Linked DNA regions of Homo sapiens: region 2 is linked to region 1. Evidence: chromatin contacts called from ENCODE Hi-C or POLR2A ChIA-PET data. All regions are on one chromosome and are shown on one strand. The core of a region is the stretch at or near the end of the contact, and the rest is flanking DNA. Distances in the headings are between cores, read along the strand shown.

Region 1 (5,713 bases), core at 3,176-5,675:
GGGAGGGCTTCGTGGGGGAGTCGCCTCCAGCGCCCACAGGGACTGCAGGGCTCGTGTCTAGGCCCAATCACAAGGATCCTGCGTGTCTGAGTCTGGGGGAGCCAAGCGCACCCCAGGTGGAAAGGCCGAGGCCCAAGGCCACCTTCTCCAAGGAGCCACCCACAGTCACAGCCCCTGGTGTCTGTCCCAAGCCGGGATTGTTTCCTGGGGTGGGGGCAACAGGTCGTTGCAGGTGTTGGCTGGGCGCCTACGTCAGGCAGGGCCCCGGGACGGGACTGCAGGGCTCCGAGCCCTGGGATGAACCTGACTGCCATGGATCAGGCGCTGCCAGGTCTGGCCTGGGGTGGGCAGCAGAAACAGGATCGCTCAGGGGGACGAGAAAGTTAAGTTTGTTTAGTATTAAGAAGATTCTGATCTTAAAGAAAACATTGGCCGGGCATGGTGGCTCATGCCTATAATCCTAGCACTGTGGGAAGCTGAGGCAGGTGGATTAATTGAGCCCGGGAGTTTGAGACCAACCTGGGCAACACAGCAAGACACTATCTCTACCAAAAATATAAAAATTAGCTGGGCGTGGTGACGTGCACCGGTAGTCTCAGCTGCTCAGGAGACAGATGGGAGGATCGTTTAAGCCCGGGAGTTTGAGGCTGCAGTGAGCTATAATTTCACCACTACACTCCAGCCTGGGTCACACAGTGAAACCCTGTCACTAAACATAAAAAAAAAGGCCAGGTGCGGTGGTTCATGCCTGTAATCCCAGCACTTTGGGAGGCCGAAGTGGGTGGATCACGAGGTCAGGAGTTCAAGAACAGCCTGGCCAAGATGGTGAAACCCCGTCTCTACTAAAAATATAAAAACTAGCCGGGCGCAGTGGCAGGCGCCTGTAATCCCAGCTACTCGGGAGGCTGAGGCGGGAAAATCGCGTGAACCCGGGCGGCAGAGGTTGCAGTGAGCCGAGATCACGTCACTGCACTCCAACCTGGGTGATAGAGACTCCGTCTCAAAAAAAAAAAAAAAAAAAAAAAAAAAGGCCGGGCGTGGTGGATCCCAGCACTTTGGGAGGCTGAGGCAGGTGGATCACGAGGTCAGGAGTTTGAGACCAGCCTGGTCAACACAGTGAAACCCGGTCTCTACTAAAAATACAAAAATTAGCTGGGCGTGGTGGCAGGCGCCTGTAATCCCAGCTACTCGGGAGGCTGAGACAGGAGAATCGCGTGAACCTGGGAGGCGGAGGTTGCAGTGAGCTGAGATTGCGCCACTGCACTCCAGCCTGGGTGATAGAGCTAGACTGTGTCTTGGAAAAAAATAATAAATATAAAAATAAAAATACAAATAAAAAAATAACGTTAACAGCTCAGTGAACAATCATCTACTTGTCATAGACACTGAGGAATGTTTCCATGTTGATATTTTTTCCTCGTAACTCAATCATGTTGGGATTGTAAGTTATACAGCATATACTGCTTGCAAGCCATTCCATCCTTAAGGAGCAACTCAGTTTTCTTATTCTTGACTTAGAATTGGTTGCATCCCGATGTCTCCTCTGCCTGCACTTCCCAGGAAGAACCCCCTGAGGCCCTCAGATTTTCCTGCACACGCCCTTCCCAGACCCTCTGATGACTGCAAATCCCACCCTACCCTTGACGGGAAACTCTCTGAGGCTGTCCAGGTCATCACCCCCAGGGACCAGGTACTGGTGGGGGAATGTTCCATGAATTAATTGCTGTACTCAGGGCTCTTGGACAAGTCTCCCCTGATCGCAGGGTCCTGACTCTCCCTGTATAAGATGGAGGCTCTGCTGCTCAGGAGCCTGCCTGGCTTCCAGTGGTCTGGAGTGGAGCTGCACTGCAATGGGGCTGGACTTAGGCTCCAGGTACCCACAGGGTGGGTGCAGGGGGACCATCACAGTTCAGCTTCCTGGTGCCATCTGTGGTGGGACCTGATTGTGGGGCAAAGGGGTGGGACATAAAAGGCAGAGTGTCGAGGCAGGTACAGAACGGGTGGGGGGTGCTCCTTAGGGAGAAGGCAAATCTAGAATTCCTTGACCTCATAAGGAAACAGCTTGGATCCGTATGGGGAGGGGTGGCATGGGGGAGGATGGAGCAGCACTTAGTACACAGAGGCCTCTGGGAGAGGGGCCAGGATTGCAGAAGGCTTGCAGAGGTGCTGGGGAATCTGATTTTGTCAAAACTAAAAAATCCACAAGGCAGCCTCTGAGCAGCCCAGAGTCCAAACTGCCATCTGTCCCCTCAGCTCTGAAAGATGAGGTGCAAACCCCTGCCCTACCCAAGGCTCTCCTGCTGCACACTGCCAGGCACTGTCTTCATGGACCCACACTTCCTTCCATATTGCTGGGGACACAGTGGGGCCTTGCCAACAGTGATTCCTCTTTGTTAGGATCTTTGCGTGTAGTCAAAACAGGGCCCCATCTCCTCATTACTCCCCCAGGTGTCTACCTCTTCCCACCCCATGGGCAAACCTCCATGGATGACTGGTCTGTGACCCTCACCAGCCAGGCCAGCCATTCTGGACATGACCAGAGCCCTCCCCTCTTCTTCCCTTGTCACCAGCCCTCAACTGTGAAACTACAGATGGCATGTCACCTCTTCATGCTCCCAGTTTGGGGCCTACCCAGTGAGGGGCACACTAGTTGATTCCATACACCCTCAGCTGGCTTTGTTTAGAATGTGAATGTCACAGCCAGGCGCGGTGGCTTATGCCTGTAATCCCAGCACTTTGGGAGGCCGAGCCGGACTGATCACTTGAGGTCAGGAGTTCGAGACCAGCCTGGCCAACATGGTGAAATCCTGTTTCTACTAAAAATACAAATACTAAATACTAAAAATACAAAGCCAGGCATGGTGGCATGTGACTGTACTCCCAGCTACTCGGGAGGCTGAGACAGGAGAATCACTTGAACCCGGGAGGTGGAGGCTACAGAGAGCCAAGATTGCACCACTGCACTCCAGCCTGGGTGACAGAGCGAGACTGTCTCAAAAAAAAAAAAAAAAAAAAAAGAATATGAATGATGAATGTCACCTCCTTTCTCTTCTCCATGAGACAGCCAATATCTGATCAAGGCCCTGGGAATGGGAATCCATAGCTCGCCACCCACGTCTGCCCCCTGCCTAGCCACGCTGCGCTCAGGGACCATTCCGACAGGAGAGGACGCCCCACTTCAGCTCCCCCCAGTGCCCCGGGTGAATGAACGGCATGAAGGGTTAGGCGGGCACACGTCGTCTCTGCACGCATCGCACGGCGCCCTCTGCCCGCGCCCACTGGCGTGCCCGTCGGCATGCCCGGGCCCCTTCGAAGACTGCTTGCTTCTGGAGTGCCAGCGGCCTCCTGGCCCAGTGCCCCATTTCCTCCCGGGTGGAGCGAGGGAGGAGGAAGGGAAGCAGAGGGGTAGGCGGTGGTAAGCAGCAGGCACATGTGCGCGGGCGAGAGCCCCGCAGACTGGGAAGGCGGGCCCATGGCAGGGGGTCTGCGGGGATCGCGTAGGCGCGGGCCTTGCCCTGCAGCCGCTTCCCGGGCGATGCGCACACAAAGCGCCCTCGGCAGCGCCTGGCCCGGGGCCCGCGCTCTCTTAGGGTCCGGGCCCTTCCCGCCGCTGCTGGGGCGGCCGACCGGGATGCGGCCGGGGAACCCTAGGCTCTGGGGCCCTGGGAAGGGGGACGACGGCGGGGAGTAGGGATGTGCAGGGATCGGGCGAAGCCCAAGCGACTTAGGGACCAGAGCCACCCCAAGCGCCGACTTCGCCCGCTCGCACGTCCCGGGTCCCTCGCGCGCAGGCCCCGCCCCTCTCACCCCGCCGCACGCCACAGGGTGACGTCTGGGCTCCCAGCCGCATCGCCCTGACTCCCGCGCGGGCCCCGCCCCCTGCCGCTAGCCAATCTGTGCGTTTGTGACTTTTGGGCCCGCAGCCCCGCCTGCTCCCACAGCGATACCGGTTTGCATTGCCCTGACTCCCGCGCGGGCCCCGCCCCCTACGCCGCTAGCCAATCCATGCATTAGTGGCGTCCGGGCTCGCAGTACCGCTCGCTCCCACCGCGAGACCTTCTGCTCCGCGCCCGCGCGGGCCCCTCCCCCTCCATCGCTAGCCAATCCCCGTTTTGTGACGTATGGGCTCGCGGCCCCGCTCGCTCCCACCGCGAGACCTTTTGCTCCGCGCCCGCGCGGGCCCCGCCCCCTCCATCACTAGCCAATCCCCGTGCTTGTGACATATGGGCTTGCGGCCCCGCCCGCTCCCATCGCGAGACCGGTTCCCACCGCCCTGACTCCCGGGCGGGCCCCGCCCTCTCCGCCGCTAGCCAATCCTCGCGTTGATGACGTTTGGGCTCGCGGCCCCAGCCTCCCAGCTCTCAGGGCACGGCCGGTCTGTGCCGGCTGCTCCCGCGGTTAGGTCCCGCCCCGCGCAGCGCGCGCAGCCTGCGGAGCCAGCGGCCGTGACGCGACAACGATTCGGCTGTGACGCGACAACGATTCGGCTGTGACGCGAGCGCGGCCGCTCCCGATGCGCTCGTGCCGCCCCCGCCGTGCTCCTCGGCAGCCGTTGCTCGGCCGGTTTTGGTAGGCCCGGGCCGCCGCCAGGCCTCCGCCTGAGCCCGCACCCGCCATGGACAACTACGCAGATCTTTCGGATACCGAGCTGACCACCTTGCTGCGCCGGTACAACATCCCGCACGGGCCTGTAGTAGGTACGCGGCGGCGGGCGGGACCCCTTCCGGGCCCCCTCCTCGTGCTCCGCCTCGCGACCTCCCCGCTGCCCTCCCCGCGCGCCTTCCCCGGCCCGCGGCCCTGACCGCCCCGTGTCCGGCCAGGATCAACTCGTAGGCTTTACGAGAAGAAGATCTTCGAGTACGAGACCCAGAGGCGGCGGCTCTCGCCCCCCAGCTCGTCCGCCGCCTCCTCTTATAGCTTCTCTGGTGAGAGCCTCGCCTGTGGGGACAGCCTGGGACGCGGGGAGGATGGGGTCGCGAGGGTGTGGCAGGGGGGCCGGTCGAGAGCGGCACTGGAGAAAGGGGAGGGAAGTCTGGGGGGGCAAACAGTTCTGTCTCCTCCTTTCAATCCAGACTTGAATTCGACTAGAGGGGATGCAGATATGTATGATCTTCCCAAGAAAGAGGACGCTTTACTCTACCAGAGCAAGGGTAAGGCAGGGGTTGGGTGGGCACGCTGGCACCTTCACCCGACTTCGTCAGGGACCCCGCTCACAGGGAGGACCTGAGACCTCAGTCCCAACCACTCCAGCAGCCTTAGGAGGGAGAAACTGTTACAGGTCCCGAAATGGGATTCAGATTAGGGCCATCAGGCCAGGCGGGGCACACCGATGCCCCCTCTGCTACCGCTGCCCCCCTTCCCAAGGCTACAATGACGACTACTATGAAGAGAGCTACTTCACCACCAGGACTTATGGGGAGCCCGAGTCTGCCGGCCCGTCCAGGGCTGTCCGCCAGTCAGTGACTTCATTCCCAGATGCTGACGCTTTCCATCACCAGGTGAGCTGGCTGGCAGGCGTCCTGTACTTGGGTACAACCTAGGGGATCGCGGCTGTGTTTGGATAAATCCAGGGGGGCACTGGGTACAAATGGTGGCTCTTGGGCCTCCGGGGAGACTCTGTGTGACTAGAGCACCCTGGTCTGGGATCTAGGCTCAGACTCTTCCTGAGAGTCCTGGGGGCAAAAGGGGATGCTGGGGCATGAGCACAAGTGGC
Region 2 (5,469 bases), core at 1,378-3,877, 650 kb after region 1:
GAATGACAGTCCAATGGAGGAGACAGAAAAGTAGACAGTTACAGTACAGGGTGATAAATTCACTGCCAGGTGCTACACATAGGCTATCTGATTTAATCCTCATGACAACACCGCAAAGTGGATACAGATAAAGTAACTGAGGTACAGAGAGGTTAAATGGCTTGCCTACAGCCACATAACTACCCATTTGTCCTAGACAGATATTGTCCTAGGCACTGGGTACACATTGATGAAAAATATAAGCAACTGAAAGAGGGATGATAAGCAATAATTACAATACATGAGTACATTATACAGTATGTTAGAAGGTAAAATAAGTGCTGTGCAAAAAAGAGAAGTGGGGTAAGGGGGAGTAAGGGTGGACCAGGTTGCAATTTTAAAGGAGGTTAGTCATGGAAAGTTTCACTAAGGTTGCATTTCAGCAAAGGGACATTGACTTCTACACTGAGGGCAATGGGGAGACACGGCCGGGTTGTGAGTAGAGGAGGGTGGTGATCAGAATTATCTTTTAGGCTGATCTTTCTGATCACTGTAGATAAAACAAACTCTAGCAGGATAAGGGTAGAAGGAGGGTGGCCTGTTAACCGGGGGTGAGAAATGGTGGCGGCTTGGGCTATGATGGTACCACTGGAGAGGGTGAAAAATGGCTGGATTCATTGTGAGGGTAACGTTTGTGGGAACTGCTGATGAATTTTGGATCTGTGGGCTTTGAGAAGGAAAAATTTGGAACACCAAGTTTTTTGGAATAAAGTTGACTAACTGGGATGGGGATGACTGCATGAGTAGCTTAGGGGCGGGGCACACTGTTAAAGGGCTCCTCAGGCACTGCAGGCATAGAAGCTCCTTTCTTTCCCAGTGCTTCTCTTATAGCGATTACAATGTTTTAAAAATGTGTCTTCCAGACAAATACAGTACAATCCAACATGTTTGAGGTTCTACAGTTAACAGATTGTATAATTAATAATCTGGGTGGGAATGTTAATCAGGAATGAAATACAATTTAAAAATTAACAAAGTAATGAGTCAGAGGCTATATTGATAGAAGCACTTTTTAAGGAATAGCATTCCCTGGCCCAAGGGCTTAGTTGATTGAAAATTTTATCTATTATTGCTAAATTTTAAATCAAAATATGGCCGGGCACGGTGGCTCACACCTGTAATCCCAGCACTTTGGGAGGCTGAGGCGGGCAGATCACGAGGTCAGGAGATCTAGACCATCCTAGCTAACAAGATGAAACTCCTCCTCTACTAAAAATACAAAAAATTAGCCGGGCATGGTGGCACGTGCCTGTAGTCCCAGCTACTTGGGAGGCTGAGGCAGGAGAATCGCTTGAACCCGGGAGGTGGAGCTTGCAGTGAGCCGAGATCGCGCCACTGCACTCCAGCCTGGGCAACAAGAGCGAGACTCTGTCTCAAAAATAAAATAAATAAATAAATAAATAAATAATCAAAATAGACCCCATTACCAAATTTTCATGTTTTCAAGGATTCTCTAAAACCTACAATATTATCAATTACATATTCACAAATAATTACTGAATACAATATGGTATGTGGTAAAGTACAAAGGAGTACTGTGGCCATTTGTGATAAATAGAAATCAAATTGGAAATCTTCATAGATAACGTATTTTTTCTTTTTTTTTTGGAGACGCAGTCTCACTCTGTCGCCCAGGCTGGAGTGCAGTGTCGCGATCTCGGCTCACTGCAAGCTCCGCCTCCCGGGTTCACGCCATTCTCCTGCCTCAGCCTCCCGAGTAGCTGGGACTACAGGCGGCCGCCACCATGCCCGGCTAATTTTTTGTATTTTTAGTAGAGACGGGGTTTCACCATGTTAGCCAGGATGGCCTCGATCTCCTGACCGCGTGATCCGCCCGCCTCGGCCTCCGAAACTGCTGAAATTACAGGCGTGAGCCACCGCGCCCGGCCAGATAAGGTATATTTTTATTCCTTTTATTTTTACTCAACTCCTATGGTGCCACAAAATCCTATATTAAGCAGTATAATTGAAAAGAAAAAGAAAACAATAGCACAATGATTATAAAGAAAATAGCCTGAGTTAACTTCATTTGTGTCACTCCTAAAGCAGTGGATCAGATGTCAATGTTTATTATCATTCACTAATTACATTTATGAATAATTTTTAAAAGTAAAGGAAAAGACTGGCTGTTTTAACTAACATAATAGAAACTGTTGCTGGATTTTCTGTTGAAGGTATATTTTGAAGTGAGTTTTATTAAGTATAACTCGCATGTAAAATTCAAAAGAAAAATTAAATACATAAATAAAATGTGTCTTCCTCCACTAAAAGAGTAGGACACATCGCAGAAGCCGATAAATATTTGTTCAATGTTTACATGAACAAACACGGTCACTCAGCCGTCTTTATTTTCAGTGAGTCATAGGTAAAATATTCTTCACCAGGCGAGGATTGAGTCGCAGTCGCGTCAGGAACTCGCCTCCAGGTACTGAGCGAGCGAGCCCCGACGGCCGCGGTGGGTGGAGGGGGGAAAGTGGGGGAGAGTGGGGCGGGAGTAGAGGGAGAGCGAGGGAGGGAGCCTCACCCCCGGGACGCTTTCTGCGCACGCGCATCTCGGTGCATCTGTTGGGCGGGACCGCGGGGCCTGTGACACCGCACGCTGAGCTCTGTGATGTAGCCGCTTGCGGAGACTGCAAGCAGCCGCGGCGCGCCCGGCCCTCCCTCTTCCGCTGCCGCCGTGGGAATGGAAACATCTGCCCCACGTGCCGGAAGCCAAGTGGTGGCGACAACTGCGCGCCACTCCGCGGCCTACCGCGCAGATCCTCTACGTGTGTCCTCGCGAGACAAGCTCACCGAAATGGCCGCGTCCAGTCAAGGTAAGGGCGGGCGCGCGCGCGGCCGGCGCCGCGGGGAGCCGCCTTCCTGGGCTCCGGAAGGGGAAGGGCTCCGCGCCCGCCAGTCGCGACCGAGCTCCCCGGGGAGTCCAAGCGGCGCGGGGACGGGGAGGGCGCTCGGGGATCGCCCCTGGCTCAGCCGCTCCCAGGGTCCGGCCAAGGTCACGCGCGTGTCTGGGGCCTAACCACCCTGGGGTGTCGTCTCCAGTGGAGCTCACCCAGCCTTCCGGCGCCGCCCCCGGCGCAGAAGCCCGAAGACATTCTGTCCCCGTTCTCGGAAGCGGTCTGGCTTCTTTGTCCCTTTGGACGTTCATCTCAAATGCCTCGTGGCGTCATTCTGTGTACAAGGCACCTCCCCAACTGCTTTATTGTTGGTTTTGAAAAACTAGCACATATGGGATGGTACTTAGGAATAGCCTTCTGTTTAGTCGGCATAGTCAAAGATTCCGTGTAATTCGCAGTGGAGCACGTCTTTAAGTTATGCGTCTTACCCTATTTTGAATGTTTAGGTTGTATTTAATTTAGTACTGACTCACGGGATCCCATTGCTAAACAGAGCCATCATTGAAAACTCAATCATATAAACGTAAAATTACGTAAATTATGTTAAAAACAAAGGCAGTGAAAATACTAAAAACTCATCACTTTTATTATTTACCATGTTTTATTGTTACTTTACTTTTGAGGTTATTTATACATCTATTGTATCTTTGTGGAGGAGATACTATACTATGGTGCTCTACTGTGCGTCTCTTCCCATCTCTGGGTTCAGTAGTTTCACAATTCAGTAATGTCATGCTCACGATGAATGAATACGCAATGGAAATTGGCTACACTACAAATCAGCCCTTGCCTAAAGCCGACTGTTAAGCATTTCACCAGCACGCCGCTAAATTTTAGATGACTCTGGGAAGGTGGAATGTGCAATGTGATAATTATGTATTTTCCTGCAGAGCAGACTGCTCTTATAGACTTTTATAAGAGCAGACTGCTCTTATAGACTTTTATAAGAGCAGACTGCTCTTATAGGTTGATCAGGTATTTGCACCTAGGAAATTGTTGTGAGAAATTTTGAGGTTAAGATGAGTTTCAATTGTTATCACAGTGATGATCACATAATAACTGTGATCATTGATTTTGTGGGCTCATAAACGAAGCTATTGGCTGACTTTTGTCTGTCATAGTGCTTAGCAGTGTTTGACCAATGACTGACCAAATATCTCGCATTTAATCTACCTTCCCCCCTACTCCCTTTTTTAGGGACTAGATCTGTCATTCAGGCTACAGCACAGTGGCACAATCATAGCTCACTGCAGCCCCAGTGGAGCCACCTGTTGATCTAAGGGGCTTGGTCAAATTACGTTAAAACTGTAATGTTTTGTTGTTACATTAGAAAAATAAATTATTTAACTACTTGAGAGGCCATGGAGTACCCAGGTACTCAGACATCCATATTTTGTTCTGCTAAATGGGCGTCTGTGATGTATCCTGAATGAATTCTTGAATTATATTTTGTGTATGGTTTAAGGTAGAGGTTGAGAGTAGTTTTTTTTGAAACACAAATATATAGTAGTTCTAACATCATTTGTTGTTTCCTTCATTGAGTTACCTTGGTGCTAAGTTATTAAAAATCAAATGACTATATGTGTGGATCTATTTCTGGATTCTGGATTCTCTTCCATTGCTATATTTGGGTATCCTTGGGTCAGTTTGACAGTGTTGAATGTCATTGCTTTATAAGCCTTGAAATTAAGATAGTTGTATATTATACTGTAGCTTTATAATGAGCCTTGAAATTCCTTGAACCCTCCTCTTTCCCTTGCCCGCCTCCGCCCCCAGGATTATTGTGGCAGTTTGTATTTTCCTGATTGCAGCAATATTTTCCATTCCTTATGGTCTTTTTCCTAGTGACTTTGACACTCCTCCCACCCAGGGGTGGGATCTATATTCCCTCTTCATGAATCTGGATGGGAGTTTGTGACTGACTGCCTGTTCCTACAGAATGCAGTGGAAGTTAACACTGCATTTGCTCTCTCCCTTTCTTGGGACTTTCACCTCCTGAACTCAGCTCCTATGCTGTAAGGAAGCCTAGACTGACTCACATAGAGTAGCAGCCTATCTATCTGTGTGAGTGTAGAGTCTTCAGACCCAGCCTGTAAGTCTTCTGGCTAAAGCCTCAGACATGAAACAAAGACAAACCACAGTGCTGTGGCTGAATTCCTGATCCACAAAATCTGAGAGCATAATATATGATTGTTTTGCTTCATGAAGTTTTGGAGTAATTTGTAGTACAGCCGAAGTAACTGGAACACTGCTGGGTTTTTTTGTATCTTCATATGAATTTTAGAACCAGTTTGTCAATTACATAAAAACCTACTTTTTTGCCGGGCGTGGTGGCTCACTCCTGTAATCCCAGCACTTTGGGAGGCTGAGGCAGGCGGATCACCTGAGGTCGGGAGTTTGAGATCAGCCTGACCAACATGGAGAAACCCTGTCTCTACTAAAAATACAAAAAATTAGCCAGGCGTGGTGGTGCATGCCTGTAATCCCAGCTACTTGGGAGGCTGAGGCAGGAGAATCACTTGAACCTGGGAGG

The links. A loop is a pair of places that touch in the nucleus more often than their neighbours do. ChIA-PET counts read pairs that join two places held with the same protein, here RNA polymerase II (POLR2A). Pooled maps may share reads with other maps.
Region 2: a map of PC-9 shows a loop between it and region 1 (6-fold over the local background). The contact joins the promoter of FUNDC2 here to the promoter of EMD in region 1. A Hi-C loop is called at or near these places in 1 of 168 maps with a recorded cell type or tissue (PC-9), 3 of 37 single-sample maps with no recorded cell type and 11 of 50 pooled maps. POLR2A ChIA-PET finds 5 or more read pairs at or near these places in 2 of 52 experiments (MCF 10A and activated CD4-positive, alpha-beta T cell).

The regions. Positions count from the first base shown.
Region 1 is chrX:154,374,870-154,380,582 of GRCh38, forward strand. It overlaps EMD (emerin), which reads left to right and starts at 4,426. Exons shown (of 6, transcript NM_000117.3): 1 at 4,426-4,697; 2 at 4,821-4,925; 3 at 5,073-5,150; 4 at 5,365-5,498. The coding sequence starts at 4,616. RefSeq lists silencers at 3,517-3,646, 3,667-4,086, 4,097-4,396 and an enhancer at 4,804-5,383.
Region 2 is chrX:155,024,217-155,029,685 of GRCh38, forward strand. It overlaps FUNDC2 (FUN14 domain containing 2), which reads left to right and starts at 2,628. Exons shown (of 5, transcript NM_023934.4): 1 at 2,628-2,855. The coding sequence starts at 2,723. RefSeq lists silencers at 2,449-2,538, 2,809-3,128 and an enhancer at 3,306-4,209.